2 separate regions of the Homo sapiens genome follow, and region 1 is linked to region 2. A link is a loop called in an ENCODE intact Hi-C map of the cell type or tissue named here. Cell type or tissue: B cell. All regions are shown on one strand. Region 1 overlaps AFF1 (ALF transcription elongation factor 1). Region 2 overlaps AFF1 (ALF transcription elongation factor 1).

Evidence for each region. Hi-C counts contacts between places; a loop is a spot of excess contacts. Peaks named below come from ENCODE experiments on the same cell type or tissue, not always from the same donor. Only the 100,000 strongest peaks of a DNase experiment are listed, where the experiment ranks them.
Region 1: it touches region 2 in a loop (3-fold over the local background); 3 of 110 quality-filtered maps call a loop at or near these places.

Annotation. Positions count from the first base shown.
Region 1 is chr4:86,957,592-86,965,591 of GRCh38, reverse strand. The region is part of intron 2 of AFF1 (ALF transcription elongation factor 1); the gene reads right to left. Among named protein-coding and RNA genes, the nearest start is that of AFF1, 27 kb to the right of the region's middle. RefSeq lists a silencer at 4,561-4,855 and enhancers at 5,028-5,699, 5,700-6,372, 7,082-7,665. In B cell, no CTCF peak of the experiment used is centred here; DNase peaks (open chromatin) are centred at 121, 3,781 and 4,281; H3K4me3 peaks cover 543 bases; H3K27ac peaks cover 1,476 bases.
Region 2 is chr4:87,022,546-87,030,545 of GRCh38, reverse strand. The region is part of intron 2 of AFF1 (ALF transcription elongation factor 1); the gene reads right to left. Among named protein-coding and RNA genes, the nearest start is that of AFF1, 92 kb to the right of the region's middle. In B cell, no CTCF peak of the experiment used is centred here; a DNase peak (open chromatin) is centred at 3,235; H3K27ac peaks cover 3,236 bases.

The sequences.
Region 1 (8,000 bases), 65 kb after region 2:
AAATATCTTCAAAATACAGACAATACTCCTGGGTTTTTTGGCTACAATGCTTTCCTAGATATAGACTTAGAATGCAAAATGAAGAGGGGGAATTCCCTCTACAGGCTATACCCTTCACTTCCCTTTTGCTAATAGGTGGATAAGAGAAGAGGCTTAGCAAGTGTGTGTAGAAACTGAACATTAATCCAAACCAAACACCCTGGTTAAAACAGACAAAAACACTGCTGTGAGAAAACATTGACAAATTAGCCGAAAAGTGAAATACAGGTAACCTGTAGGCACCATTGGCTCTAAGGCTTGCCTGTGCAAGGAATTTGTTTTTAAAAGGTCAATGAAGACAAATAGGTAGCAGTAAATCACTGTTTACATAATTCTGAAGACTTTATATAGATGCCTTAAAATGTAGTTTTCAACAGTTGAGTCAACAATGCGTAATTGTCTTAACAGTTACAGACTTTCACAGCAACACTAAGTTAACCCATTAGTAACAGAGTAAGAACTTTGGGTTGTTTTTCTAAGAAAGGTCAAATAAATACCCATTATAACCACCCTCCACATCAGCACTCCTCCATCTCTCTATGACAGCAACAATAACTCCAATAGCGGCAAACTCAAATCACTTATTAATTGCTGGTTATTTGCAAAACACAGAGATAGTGCTGAAGGATTAAATAGGTCTTTGGTATAAAAGATGTTTACGACTCAGACGGATATATGAGATGGAGGAAAATAATTACTAAATGTTTTATTAGTCTGTGTCTAATCAGGAGAGAGAAACCATACAATAATGCAAACAGAAATTTAATATTTAAAAATAGTAAGCTATGATAGAGGAATAACGAGAAGGATGTATATAACAGCCGGGCGCAGTGGCTCAGGCCTGTAATCCCAGCACTTTGGGAGGCTGAGGCAGGTGGATCACCTGAGCTCGGGAGTTCGAGACCAGCCTGACCAACGTGGAGAAACCCTGTCTCTACTAAAAATACAAAATTAGCCGGGCATAGTGGCACATGCCTGTAACCCCAGCTACTCAGGAGCTGAGGCAGGAGAATTGCTTGAACCCAGGAGGTGGAGGTTGTGGTGAGCAGAGGTTGCACCATTGCACTCCAGCCTGGGCAACAAGAGTGAAACTCCATCTCAAAAAAAAAAAAAAAAAGATGTATAGAACAACCCAGGCGGCTGGGTGCGGTGGCTCACACCTGTAATCCCAGCACTTTGGGAGGCCAAGGCAGGCGGATCATGAGGTCAGGAGATTGAGCCCATCCTGGCCAACACCCCATCTCTACTAAAAATAAAAAAAATTAGCTGGATGTGGTGGTGCGCACCTGCAATCCCAGCTACTCGGGAGACTGAGGCAGGAGAATGGCTTGAACCTGGGAGGCAGAGATTGCAGTGAGCCAAGATCACACCATTGCACCCTAGCCTGGTGACGGGGCGAGACTCCATCTCAAAAAAAAAAAAAACCAAAAGAACAACCCAGGCATGGTGGTTCATGCCTGTAATCCCAGCACTTTGGGAGGCCGAGGCAGGAGGACTGCTTGAGGCCAGGAGTTCAGAACTAGCTTGGGCAACATGGTGAGATCCCAGGTCTACAAAAAAATTGTACTAAAAAAAAAAAAAAAAAAAAACCAGTCTAGTCATGGTGACTCACACCTGTAATCATAGCATTTGGGAGGCCAAGGTGGGAAGATCACTTGAGCCCAGGAGATTGAGGCTGTAGTGAACCGTGACTGTGCAATGCTGCACTCCAGCCTGGACAACAGAGTGAGACACTGTCTCAAAAAAAAAAAAGAAATGAAAAGAAAAGGTGGTATTTCAGCTGAACCTTAAAGGATGACTAAGATATCAATAGACTGAGGAGCTGGGAAAGGGAGAGAAAACTCATTCCAGGTTGAGAAAACAGTTTCATTATTAACCCTGAGATCATTGGCAAACCACTTAACCCCTTTAAACTTCAAATGGAACTATCTGCCTGACCTACCCTATAAGATCTTTATAAGGTTAAAATACAATACTGGACTAGGAATAAGCTTTTTAAAAAGTTTAAAGCATTGGATGAAAAAGAGTAGATGCACATAGTAACCTACACATAGTAACCTGAACGCAAGCGCTAATGTGAACTCCCTGTGGACTAATCTACCTCCATCCCAGTTCCTTCCCTCCCCCATGGTACCAGTTTTTCTTCCCATCCCCTCTCCCTAGTTCCTAGTTGACACTTTTGACATCAAAGGCTCTCCACAAAGTCTTTGATGAATGAATGAATATTGGATTAAGAACAGAGAACTTCCATTCAAGATCAAACTAACCTGAAGGAAATATATGATTTCTATTTACTTAACCTAAAAGGATAAAAAGTATTATTAAATGAATACCTAGTTTCTTTACACATAGTTATCTATGCTTTTTTTTTTTTTTTTTTTTTTTTGAGATGGGAGTCTCACTCTGTCACCCAGGCTGGAGTACAGTAGTGTGATCTTAGCTCACTGTAACCTCTGCCTCCCAGGTTCGAGCAATTCTCGTGCCTCAGCCTCTCAAGTAGCTGGGATTACAGGTGCATGCCAGCACGCCTGGCTAATTTTTGTATTTCCTGAAGAGATGATGTTTCACCATGTTGCCCAGGCTGGTCTCGAACTCCTGGCCTCAAGTGATCCACCCACCTCAGCCTCTCAAAGTGCTGAGTTTTACAGGCATAAGCCACCGTGCTTGGCCTATACTTATCTTCATGTGTATCCTAAACTATATCTTAAAGTAATATTTTAGTAGTAAATATGAAATGAGAATTTTATTGAGAAATTAATTCATAGTGTCACCTACCATTTCAAATTACCCAAACTCTTAATAATGTAAGTTCCAGAGTAACAAAAATCAGACTCATCATCACTTGAACCCACAGTTGGCAGGAACACGTGATTATACAGTTCACATACAGTGCCAGGCGCTGGTCCCAGACAATGCTTCAGAGTTGGGTCTCAGAGCATGGGAAGGCTGCTTTCCCTATATTGCCCAATGGAACCCAAACTTTTAAACCTCAGGTGTTCTATGAACATCATGAAGTTCAAATTCTCCACACCCTAAATGCTGAAATTATCAAAGGCAAGTCAACAGAAAGGGAAGAAAATTAATATTTATTAAATGTCTATTGAGTACCAAGCACTCCATGGGCTTTAAATAAATGTATATATTTAGTCATTATTATCCTTATTTTACAAATGAAAGAACTAGAGTTTGGAGAGGTTAAGAAAATTGCCCAGCATTACCTGTCTCATGGGGATACAATTCAAACCCAGATCTAACTGATTTCAAAGCAAACTCTCTCTTAATTAGGCTGCCTCTCCAGGTGAAAATTTAGTGGCAGGGTCCCAGTGAGCCTGTAAGAAGTGTTCTACTCACCAGAGTCACTACTCCAGGTTGAGGACATGAGACAGGAAAAAAAAAAAAAAAAAAAAGAAACAATAACTTTTCCAAATATCCTGCTATCTCAGCTCGTGCATACCCTTTGCTCTCAACTCCCTGGCTTTGTCCTTTACCAGCTATTGAGGAACACATTTTAAAAAACATATATTTTAGACAAATAAAATATAGTCTCCACTCTCATTTATTGAATACTCTGTCCTACTGGAAAATTAAACCTCCATTCTTAAAGGACAATTTCATATCTCGTTTACCAAGTGCTCTGCGGGGGACAGTAAGCCTCTGCCGGATGTAGAAAGATAATCTAAAACGAGAACTGCTACAACTTCTAACCGTTGAGAGGTTGATTTATTAACAGGGCAGCCACCTGACATCTGTGCAATGCTGTAACAGACCACAAAGTGCTCTGAGAGAGCACACATCATCTCACCACGGCGATGAAAAGGGCTCTGAAACGCAAACTGGGGAGATTCTAATTTAGGATGGGAACCACCTCCATTCCTTAATTTTTTTTTTTTTGGGTAACTAATCTTTTCATCTTTTTCCTGCCATATGACTCAGTAGTGACCCCTATTCCCATCACTCAGCCCCCCCTTCCCACACCCCCACTATGCCCCAGTGCAAAGAAATCAGCTTTGTTCCTTCACTGGAAAAGATGCACGTTTCTCTGACTACTGTAGCCATGCTGAAACTATCTCCCAGGAACAACTTTTTATCTCATTCATGTCAAAAAAGAAGAGTCAGCTAGAGGGGATCTGTGGCCCAAAACTCAGAGTTTTAAACCAGAGCTCAGAAAGTATATCCCTGCCACCAGCTTCTACAAAGACAAAAAGGGAACAGGGACTTGAGGGTTCGGTGATGGAAGGAAGCTAGCCACTGATGAGTATCTTCCTTTTCCCTTTTTCATCTGTAAAACATAACCTCATAGGGAGTTACGAGATTGAAAGCATGCCTATCAAATACTTAGCACAGGTCTCGTCTGGTCACTGCGCTTATTAAATATTTTCATGGGTATCTGTACTCATGAAGGCAGGGTTAACTGGTGGTGTCTCCCACATTCTCACCATTCTGATATCAAAGGGGAATGGAAGGCCTTCAATACTCTCATCTGTAGTTGGAAATATTTCATCTGGAGGATAGCTTGTCTCTGTCAACCATCCAGGGATGCTGTGCTCCTTGCCAGCTGTGACCTCTGCTCCTTTCTCAAGTCTTACAACTTGCTTGGAAGATAGGCTCAGAAGGTGATTACTAAACATGTGGAAAGTCAGTAAACACATTAGAATTCTTGGGTGCCCAGTGCCTTACCAGTTCCACTCAGGTTACAAAGGGCAGTCTCTGACCTCCAGTTGTTTAAAATCTGGTAGGGCTTGGACTGACTGCAACAGAGGAGCCAAGTGGAAAAACAGCAAGAGATAAGCTTGGTGGGGAGCTGACTACACAACGAGAGTTTACTGAAGGTAGGCCTTAACTGCAAGCTGAATTTAGGCAGCAATTTGCAATCTTAATCCCATAAAATGTTGTACTATTTTTAGTAGCATTGCTTTCAACACCATAAAGTATGCACATACTTTAGTTTTGGTTAAACGTTTTGATCATACTCAAAGCCTTGTAACTACACAAATATAAAGAAATACTATCTTTAAACTCTAAAACCACTGCCTTTGGACTTCTTTTACAAAGAGCTAAGAATTTACTTAAAAACGGACCTTTTTCTACACTGCACAGGAATAAAGGAGTTTTCCTCCTGATGTCGGGTGGGAAAAGGAGTAAAGGAGCCCTCAGTCTCCTGAGAGGAGCAGCACTCAGAAATTCTGCCCTGTTCCACTTTACTGTAACAACGCAGCGGAACCCACTGCACTTCAATTCTCAACACATGCAGGATACCTGCTGGGCCGTCCTAGGCACAGCATTTTTCCAGTAGTGTTTGAGATTCAGGGTAAATCCTGGGTAACAGCGGCAGCTCCCTTGTAACCTTAAAGAAAGATCTTTTCCAGTGTGAACAGTCAAAATTCAAACGAAGAGCAGCCCCATGCTCACCACTAGGAAACCCTGTTTTCCTTTAATTAAAAAAAAATGTAGAGGTCATCCCTCAGCTTTGTTTACAAGTAATGAGTCCAGCAGCCCCCATTTATCACCCCTGGAGATTCTTTTACACTTTGATGTGAAAAGAGTCAGGGCCCATTGTGATTTCAACTACTCCAACAGCAGTCCTTTCATTTGCAAACGAGGCCCTGGCCCCCAGTTAGAACCAACTGTCAGAAAAAAATTCATTGCCTTTCCTTCCAATTATTTATCAGAGACAGAGAAGAGAAGCTGGCTTTAAGACATCGCTCAAGAAAAGGTTCCCAGCACACCCCTAATGCATTCCTTACCTTCCCTGGTTCTTTCAGCCCAGAATGCCCCTTTCCCAAATTCCACAGCTCATGAAAGCCAACCTCTGCTTTCAAACCATCCCATCTGGAATGACTTTCTCCTTTCAGCTTTACACAAAACCCAAGTGGCCTAACGTTACTTATCGTTTAGGTGTCCCTCCCTTAGGGCAACTCTGCAATTTTCTGCAGAGCAAGGAAAGTACCAGCACTCTGACTTCCCTAACAGACACTCAACCATCCCAACAATGAGTTCAAAAGGCACCCATTTTTTCCCCCATCTCTACCAGTCTCTCACATTGGGAAAAAAAAAAAAAAAAGAGTATTAAGGAACTTTAAAAGGGAGTGAGGCTTTAAAGATTTATTCAACTATTTAAGAAGTGTGAAGTAGCAGACAAAAAGAGGAAGGGACCCAACACAATAAAGAGGTTTCTTTTTTTAATGTAAACTTTTAAAATTAAAAATAACACACATTTTTTAAAGTGTAGAGCTCACATATAAATTTTCACAAAATGATATACTCTTGTAACCAACACCCAGATCAAAACAGAATACCGGCACTCCTGGGCAATTTAACTATTTTAAGCAAAAAGAGTTATCTTGACTCTAACCAAGCTTTTAGTGCTAACTTCCATTCTTCAGGAAATACATGGGATAGGCTGACAGTTTCTCAATCTCAGCACTATTGACATTAGAAACCAGGAAATTATTTGTGGTGGGGGCTGTTCTGTGCATTGTAGATGTTTAATAACATCCCTGGCCTCTACTCACTAGATTGTGATGACTAAAAATCTCTCTAGACATTGTCAAATGTCCCCTGGAAGAGAGGGAGACAAAATTGTCCTCCGTTGAGAACTACTGCTATATCGAAACAAGTTAAACGCATTAATAGGAAACAAACAAATCCAAGAAGTAGGACATACATGCAACTGTTTCCTTAACTAGTAAATGCTCCCACCCCACAAGTAAATAGAGTAAATGCTGCTCTGGATTAAGACTCAAGAAACAAAACCTAATGCAATATGTGAACTTTGGTTTCCTTGGATCAAGATGAAGACAATTTTATTATTTATTATTTATTTTATTTTATTTTTTTGAGAGAGTCTTACTCTGTCTCCCAGGCTGGAGTGCAGTGGCACAATCTCGGCTCACTGCAACCTCTGCCTCCTGGGTTGAAGTGGTTCGCCTGCCTCAGCCTCCCGAGTAGCTGGGACTACAGGCACGTACCACCACACCCGGCTAATTTTTTATTTTCAGTAGAGACGGGGTTTCACCATGTAGGTCAGGCTGGTCTCGAACTCCTGACCCTCAGGTGATTTACCCACCGTGGCCTCCCAAAATGCTGGAATTACAGGCATGAGCCACCGCACCTGGCTAAAAACAATTTTAAAAGACATTTTAAAACAATCTAGAAAGTTTGGGGCCGGGCACGGTGACTCACGCCTGTAATCCCAGCACTTTGGGAGGCTGAGTTGGGCAGATCACTTGAGGTCAGGAGTTTGAGACCAGCCTAACATGGTGAAACCCCGTTTCTACTAAAAATACAAAAAATTAGCCAGGCATGGTGATGTGCACCTGTAATCTCAGCTACTCGGGAGGCTGAGGCAGAAGAATTGCTTGAACCTGAGAGGTGGAAGTTGCAGTGAGCCCAGATGGCACCACTGCACTCCAGCTTGGGCAACAAGAGTGAAACTCCGTTTCAAAAAAAAAAAAAAAAAAAGGAAAAAAAAAGAAAAAGTTCAGAGATAGACTAGGTATTAGACGAATCCAAGATGTTAATTTTATTAGGTGTGAGACGGGTATGTATTTAAGTAGGGAAATGTCCATATATTTTTAGAGATGCACATAAAGTATGAAGAAGTGAAATGGAATTTGCTTTAAAATAGTTCAGCAAAGAAAAAGAGGAAAAAGGATAGTTGTTTGTTTGTTTTTTTAAGTATGGCAAAATCAGGCTAGGCGCAGTGGCTCAGGGCTGGGCATGGTGGCTCACGCCTGTAATCCCAGCACTTTGGGAGGCTGAGGTGGGAGGATCACCTGAGGTCAGGAGTTTGAGACCAGCCTGGCCAACATGGTGAAACCCTGTCTCTATTAAAAATAAAAAATTAGCCAGGTGTGGTGGCATGCACCTGTAGTCCCAGATACTTGGGAGGCTGGGGCAGGAGAATTGCTTGAACCCAAGAGGCAGAGGTTGCAGTGAGCGGAGATCACAACACTGCACTC
Region 2 (8,000 bases):
TTAAAGAAGGGTAAGACTGCCAGCGGCAAAGGGGGGAGAATTTTTTTAACCATTCATATTTAACACTGGCCAATCTTTAAATTTCAACTTTAAAATGTTCCTTAAAGTTAGCAAGAAATAAAAGGATGGGCTAGTCCAGGGATTGGCAAACTATGGCTCATGGGCCAAATCTGGACCAGCTACCTATTTTTGTAAATAAAGATTCATTGGAACATAGTGATCCTCATCTGCTTACGTATTGTTTATGGATGCTTTGGTCCCACCACAGCAGAGCTAAGTAGGTGCAACATAAACCGCGTGGGCTGCAAAGCCTAAAATATTTACCATCTGGTCCTTCACAGAAAAGGTTTGTTGACCCCTGGACTAGTCCCTAAATTAGTAAGAAACACAAGGGGTGATTTTTTTTTTTTTAAGTTCATTTAAAGCCTAAAGGAATAGAGACTGCTTCTGAAATAACTTCTTGTAAAATATACAGTCTTTCAGTGACAGCAATTTCTCCTTATCTGCCTTCTTGACTTCAGGGAAAAGATTAAAATCTCCATTCTTATCTCTAATTATCTCATTTAAATGTCTTTCCCCCTTATTCCAAAAGATTAGCAAAATGTGATGTGTGATGGAAAGTGTGCCAAGCAGGCAGCCTCCATTCACTGTACAATGTCACCCAACATCTTCAGGACTCTTCCCCATCTCCAAAGCTTGACCTTTTCACAATGCCTCCAAGGTGTTGTGAAGTGTGTGTTGATGGAAGTGTGGGAAACCCATGAGGTATGAAACCACTCCAGTCACTGTTCTGGCTGCATCTTAAAGTGAATAACGGACTTAACACTACAATTCTTTATAATTTGAGGATAAAATAAATGGAAATGACAGGATATACGGGACACAGCACAGCAAAAGGAAACACTAGGAGACACTCTGGGAGTAAGAACTCCCAAGGCACAGGGAGTCCATCCAACTTCCCTGTGCTATCTATTCCAGCAGGCGGGTGTGGTTTTTGGAAAATATGAAGAATTAAGCCAGTGGCTGCTATTAAAGGTCAGAACTTAATGTTCCTCAAATGTCCTGATTCTTCAAAAGTCTGGTGGGAGAATGCACTGCTGGATCTGAATACCTTTACGTACATAAAAAGACATCTGTCAGGCTGACAGTGTAAGGAGGAAACAGGTTGACAGTCTTCATAACGTTAAACCTCTGTCTTCAAATGGAGGTAGAGTGAACCTCTTACATATTCTTATCACCTATTCCTTCCCATTTAAAACCTCTATGCCCCACCTGCACTCAGGGAGACCTTGTTTCCCCTTATAACTCTAGCCTAATCACAGATTCCCAACTATTCTCTTACAATAAAGTAGCTCAGAAACGGCCACAATATTTATATCAAAGTTTACCAAATGCTAGAGGATAACAGAATAAAAAGAAACAGGTAACAGGCATCCAGGTATCTGACAAATTACAACCTGCCCGATTTCAGTCTGGGGCCCCTGGTTATTTACAGACCCACCATTAATTTACCTGGGAGGACACTCACTCACCCCCAGATTTCTCTCATTGTGGCCAAAAGGAAGCCTTTGAGAGCCCTGGCCATGAAATAAAAGACCCCACCTGTGTAGGATGACAGACATCAACTAAGGGCACCTCCTTTGGGGACAATCCGCCTGCCTTCCCACAACTTCAAAAGCATAACACTGGAAGAACACAATCCAATAGTCCTAGCATTTCTCTAATAAATGCACTCCTAGAGTGGCAGGGAATGATTTAGTAATAGTTATATTCTGTCACATGCATTTTACTGTTACCCAAAAATGGGGAGGTCTTAAATGGACATGAGTCTCCACTTTCCTTCAGTGTGAGAAGGGCTGGTTCTAAAAAATTTATCTTTAATTCTCAGCAAGAGACAACCTAGGTGAAGAAAAACGTACCTTAATCCAAGAGCTTTGGTCTGAGACCTCAAGGAATTTAAATAATCTCTACAAAATGAGGTATTATCAAGCACACACAACTCATCCAACAGGTTTTAAAAAATTGAAATGACACCCTGAGAGGAAGAAAAATAAAACAGGTTACGTGTTTGTTTACTCTTCTTCTAATCATCTTCCCAGATACACACCAAAAAATAACCTTAAGAATAGTTCCAAATCTTACTAGGGGTATGAGTTACACAGATGCATGCACTGTCAAAATGGGCCAGTACACTTAAAATTTGTGCCTTTCACTGCATTTTATACCAAAAGAAAAAAAAACGTAAAAAAAAATACTGAACTTTAATGATATACAAGCTATTTACGGGACAGTATACTCTCCCACAACTTATATAAGAAGTATAAAAATACATTAATGGATGGACACAGCAACAAAGAGATGAATATATGGTAATGCAAGTAAAATAAAATGTTAATACAGACTGGGTATCCCTTTATCTGAAATGCTTGGGACCTTAAGTGTTTTGGGTTTCAATTTTTTTTCTTTTTTTTGGATTTTGGAACACTGGCATTTAGCACTACTAATCTTAAAATCTGAAAAATAAAATGCTCCAATAAGCACTTCCTTAGAGTGTCATGTCATCACTCAAAAAGTTTCAGATTTTGTAGCCAGGCCTGGTGGTGCACGCCTGTAATCCCACCTACTTGGGAGGCTGAGGCAGGAGAATCACTTGAACCCCAGGAGGCAGAGGTTGCAATGGGCCACTGCATTGATCACACCACTGCACTCCAGTCTGGGCGACAGTGAGACTCACCTCAAAAAAAAAAAAAAAAAAAAAAAACCCAACAGCAACAACAACAAAAAGTTTCAGATTTTGGAATGTTTAGGATTTTGAATTAGGACTATTTAATATGTACTTATAATCTGAGAATAAGGCTTTTTACTGTGAAATTCATTAAACTTTTCTGAATGTTTGAAAATGTTCATAATGTTAGAAAAAATAACCACAAGAATAAACTATTAAATTTGGTCAAAACACTGTGGTAGGATCGTTGTGTGCCCCACATTTTTCCAACAGACTCTCCTCTCTCCTCTAGGGTATTTACAGGCTTCTGGTTAAATCTCAGATTTTAGCAGAAAGGAGTAATTTGGAAGCACAAATTTATCTATGAAATATTATAGCAAATCTTTGGAAGGAAAGGAACTCAAGAGTGGTCCTAAACTTGTGAGACACATGATTTCATCAGCTGTCAGCAGAACTGAAATAGCAGAAGTGTGCATGTTACATGTGTATCCGTGCATGCACGCCAAGCAAAACTAGAGCACTTACCTAACACCTTCAAATCTTTCTCTGGCTTCTGCTTTTTGCTCTACTGGGAAACTACAAGCAATCTAGTAGAGACACATGCATACATTTGTAGAAGTAAGTTTCAGATTCCCACCTGGGAAGTTTTCAGGGTAATCTCCTTAGCAGCCACTGTGAAGGCTTAATTCACCTTCCCTCATTTCCTCCCCCAGTATTCATTCTTTAAAATATACTTTTCTCTACTTGGGAATTAGGCTGTTTGTAAAGTTTCAGAAAGTTAATCTTCTCTGGTTCTTGTCCTATTTCTTCCTGTACTGATTTAGGGCCTATAAAGAAACCACCGGAATCACATTTCCTTCTTCATATTTCAAAGTGTTTTTCCTGCAAGTGCTTCCCCACAAAATTACCAAGCCAGAAAGCCTTGAGCTTTTAGGAAGGATTGAGTCTATGGTTCTATTTCATCTAGTTTGAGTTACATCTGGTATATAAAATACGAGAGAACCAGATTTTAGAAAAGCATTTTACATAAGTAAATCTGTAATACAATAGGTATTACCTTATATGTACCAATCTCCCTTCGCCCATTATTTCTCCTCTGAGCTAGTTCTAAATGCTGCTGCAATAAACCTCCTCCCTGCAGACATGCTGAGGAACCATGTCATTCGAAATTCTTTCCTTGCTCTTTTAGAAGTCTGGCCTCAGTTCCCTACTAACGGGCCCTCCTCACCTCCAACTTCCCTACCACTTCCTACTACAGAGCAACTGGATGGCCACTCAAGGTCCCCACACAGAGACTGCTGTTTGTCAGTCTCCTGCCACGACTTTGTTGAAACTGAAGGAGGCAGAGAGGAGGCTCAGCAACATGCCACACGATGGAACATTTTGGTTACCATCACAGTAAACGAGTACAGGGAATGGTCTCAGCAGGGCATGGTGGCTCACACCTGTAATCCCAGCAATTTGGGAGGCCGAGGCAGGAGGATCGCTTGAAGTCAAGGGTTCAAAGACCAGCCTGGCCAACATGGCAAAACCCCATCTCTACTAAAAGTACAAAAATTAGCTGGGTGTGCATGGCAAATTTTTAATTTTATTTATTTACCTATTTATTTATTTTGAGACAGAGTTTCACTCTTGTTGCCCAGGCTGGAGTGCAATGGCATGGTGTCAGCTCACTGCAACCTCCACCTCCCGGGTTCAAGCAATTCTCCTGCCTCAGCCTTACAGGCATGCACCACCACGCAAAAAAAAAAAAAAAAAAGCATGGTCTCTGGAGTTAGTGAAGGATTCAGACCTAGGCTCTGCCACTTCCTAACTGTGGTTCTTTGGGTAAATCATTTACTCACTAAACATGGTGGTGAGGGGTAGAGTAAGGCTGTGTAACCCACAGAGCACCCAGGAGTGTCTTGCACATACTGTGTCCTAAGCAAATACAGGTCAAGTAACTGACACCTGGGGCCAGCATGATTTAGGGTCTGATGACAATGTACAGACGCTCTCGGAAACACAAACATCCCCATGCATAGGAACTAGGCGAAACCTGCAGAGCGAGAGTTCTCCACTATTGACACTTGGGGCCAGGTAATTCTTAGGGTGGGGCTGTCCTGTGTATTGCAGGACGTTAGCAGCATCCCTAGCCTCTATCTGAGATGATGGTAGCACACCCCCCTCCCAGGCGTGACAGCCATATCTGTCTCCAGACATTGCCAAATATCCCCGGGATAGGGAAGGGTAAAATCTCCTCCCCTGTGGAGAACCACCCCTGTAGAGAATGAGAAATATTCCCAAAGTCACTGTGTTACTTCTCTACTGGGATAGCAGCCACCACAATAATGCAGGACGGAAGGAACTGACATGGGAAATCTTTGCCAATGGCTACATTTATGACCGGCACGTCTGAGATGCTGTCACTGCCAGGTACAGCCAACAGGACAAGCCATACACTCTCTAAGCCTTAGTTTCGTCCTCTCTAAAATAGAGATGAGAATTGTACCAAAAAGTTTTGGGCTGTTGTAATAATTACATTAACTAATGCAGACATAGTGCTGAGCCCAGTGCCTAGTGTTCAATAACTGTGAGTCATTATTAATGAATATACACAGCTGGAGTCCAAGTGCTGGCAAAGGAGCACAGGCTTTGGTGCCCCTTCCTGCATTCTGCCTATGCCTCTCCCATTACATCCCTTTCCTCCCTAAAAAGGGAGATAACTCAATACTAAACACAATAGATGGTCACTAGAGCTGGCAGCCTATGGAGCAGGATAAGAGAACCTTGTGAAAAAAGGGGATCCCAAGGATGGCATAAAATGTGGTATCTCACAGCAGAGGTGAAGGGATGCATGCATTTCACACTAAAAATGAAGGGGTGGAAAAATGTTTTATTCTAAACATCAGTTTTTTCTAAAGAAGCAGGATAGGGATCAGGATCGGGGCTGGGCGCAGTGGCTCACGCCTGTGATCCCAACACTTTGGGAGGCCGAGGCGGGTGGATCACTTGAGTCCAGGAGCTTGAGACCAGCCTGGCCAACATGGTGAAACTCCATCTCTACTAAAAAATAAATAAATAAATTAGCCAGGCGTGGTGGTGGGCACCTGTAATCCCAGCCTCAGGAGGCTGAGGCAGGAGAATTGCTTGAACCCAGGAGGCAGAGGTTGCAGTGAACAGATAGCGCCACTGTACTCCAGCCTCGGAAGACAGAACAAGACTCTGACTCAAAAAAAAGCAGGATCCTAAAGGAGGATGAAGGGTAAAAGGGATTTCACATCTTTTATACAAAAAGGTTCCATCCACATACATCCCCTGTCCCAAATATTGCTGGAGTTCCCCAAGTTACAAATACCCTACCATCTCTCTCCAAATTCCCCATGCAGTAACCAAGCTGGAGAAAAGGCACTTACTTCCCAGAGGCTAACGCTGGGAAACACTGACCTCACATTTCTTCACTCTGAGAGGAATTTTACACATACCATGTTTCCCTACTCTCATCCTCTTTTTTTGTTTCAGTTATAGCTCAGTTTAGAGATAAACAGACACCCCACCCATATTCCATTTTCTATGCCTTCCTTTGCTCCACCAGTAAATCATGGGTCACTGGCCACATGGATATATGTATGAAGGGCAAGGAGACATTTACATGTAAGTCTGGAGTAGATCTGAAGCTGTGTATCAGCCGTCACTTGCCATGAGCCTCAGTTTATCTGTATAATGGCAGTGATAAGCTCTGCCTTGCAGATTAAATGATACCATTTTGCAAAGTTCCTGGTTCAGAGATCAGAACATAACAGAATGCTCAATAAATAATTGCTTAATAAAAGACTGCTATTACCATAGATCAAAATTATACATAATCCTCTGTCCTTAAAAGTGCCCAGGTTTACCAGTGGAAATGCCCCTGCCCCAAAGAATCCATTTTTTCCAGTCTCCTCCAAGTAATCTTAAAGATCCCTTACACCACTCCTCTTTCTCCATCCACAAAACCCCCTAAAGCTAAAAGCTAACACAAGTATAGAACGAACCCTCTTGTTTAAGCATGGTTTTCATGCTTTATTTCAGTGATTGCACCGTTTGCCATTATTATTCCAAATGTTGGACATTTTGGCACAAGTTAAGAAACATTCTGGCTCTAGCCTAGGGCCTAACCTTCATCACATGATTTTCCTTGCTGCTTCTGCAAAACATTTTCTATGTCCCAAACACATTTTTGGAAGAAAATCAGTAAACTGGAAACTATCTACACTTTTTTTAATTTCCAACACCTATTGAAATAACTACCCACTCTAGCCAGTTCAACCATGAAAATATAGTGAAAAAAGTCATTGTTGAATTAAAATAGAAAATTTCTTCTCAAATAAATGAATAATTTAAGTGGTTCTGTCCTTCAGTTTAGGCACAGTTTTTATAATAAGTCAGTAAGTATAGAAGTATCTGAATTTTCTATTTCTGATAATTTAAACATACATTAGGTTAAAATTTACAAAGTTAAAAGGCAGTTACCACAAATCCATTCATTTCCTTGTCAATTTTTAAATGAGACTGACACCAAAAAACAAAAACTAAACAGAATTCTTCCCCAGCTAATTTTAAGATAACATTGAAAAGCACAGTTATAAAATGATTTCAGTCTGCTGGGCACAGTGGCTTACACCTTTAATCCCAGCACTTTGAGAACCCAAAGTGGTAGGATCACCTGAGTTCAAGACCAGCCTGAACAACAAAGAAAGACCCCATCTCTACAAAAAAAAATTAAAAATTAGCTGGGCATGGTGGTGTGTGCCTGCCTGTAGTCCCAGCTACTCGGGAGGGTGAGGCAAGAGGATCACTTGAGTCCAGGAGTCTAATGCTGCGGTAAGCTATGATCACACCACTACACTCCAGTCTGGGCAACAGAGACTCCATCTATATTAAATAAATAAATTAAAAATAAAATAAATAAAGATTTTGGCTTGGATGTATGATTCTAACGTTACTTATTGAGGCAATGCTTGGGTTCTTTGCTAACATTCGTGTGTGTGTGTGCATATATATACACACACGTGATATGTATATATATACACACACATGATATTATATATATATACACACACACAGATATATATACATATATACACACAGATATATATATACACACAGATATACATACACACACATATATATACACACACATATATATACACACACATATATACACGCACATATATATACACACACAGATATATATACACACAGATAGATATAGATAGATATATATATATATATATATATATATATATATATATAT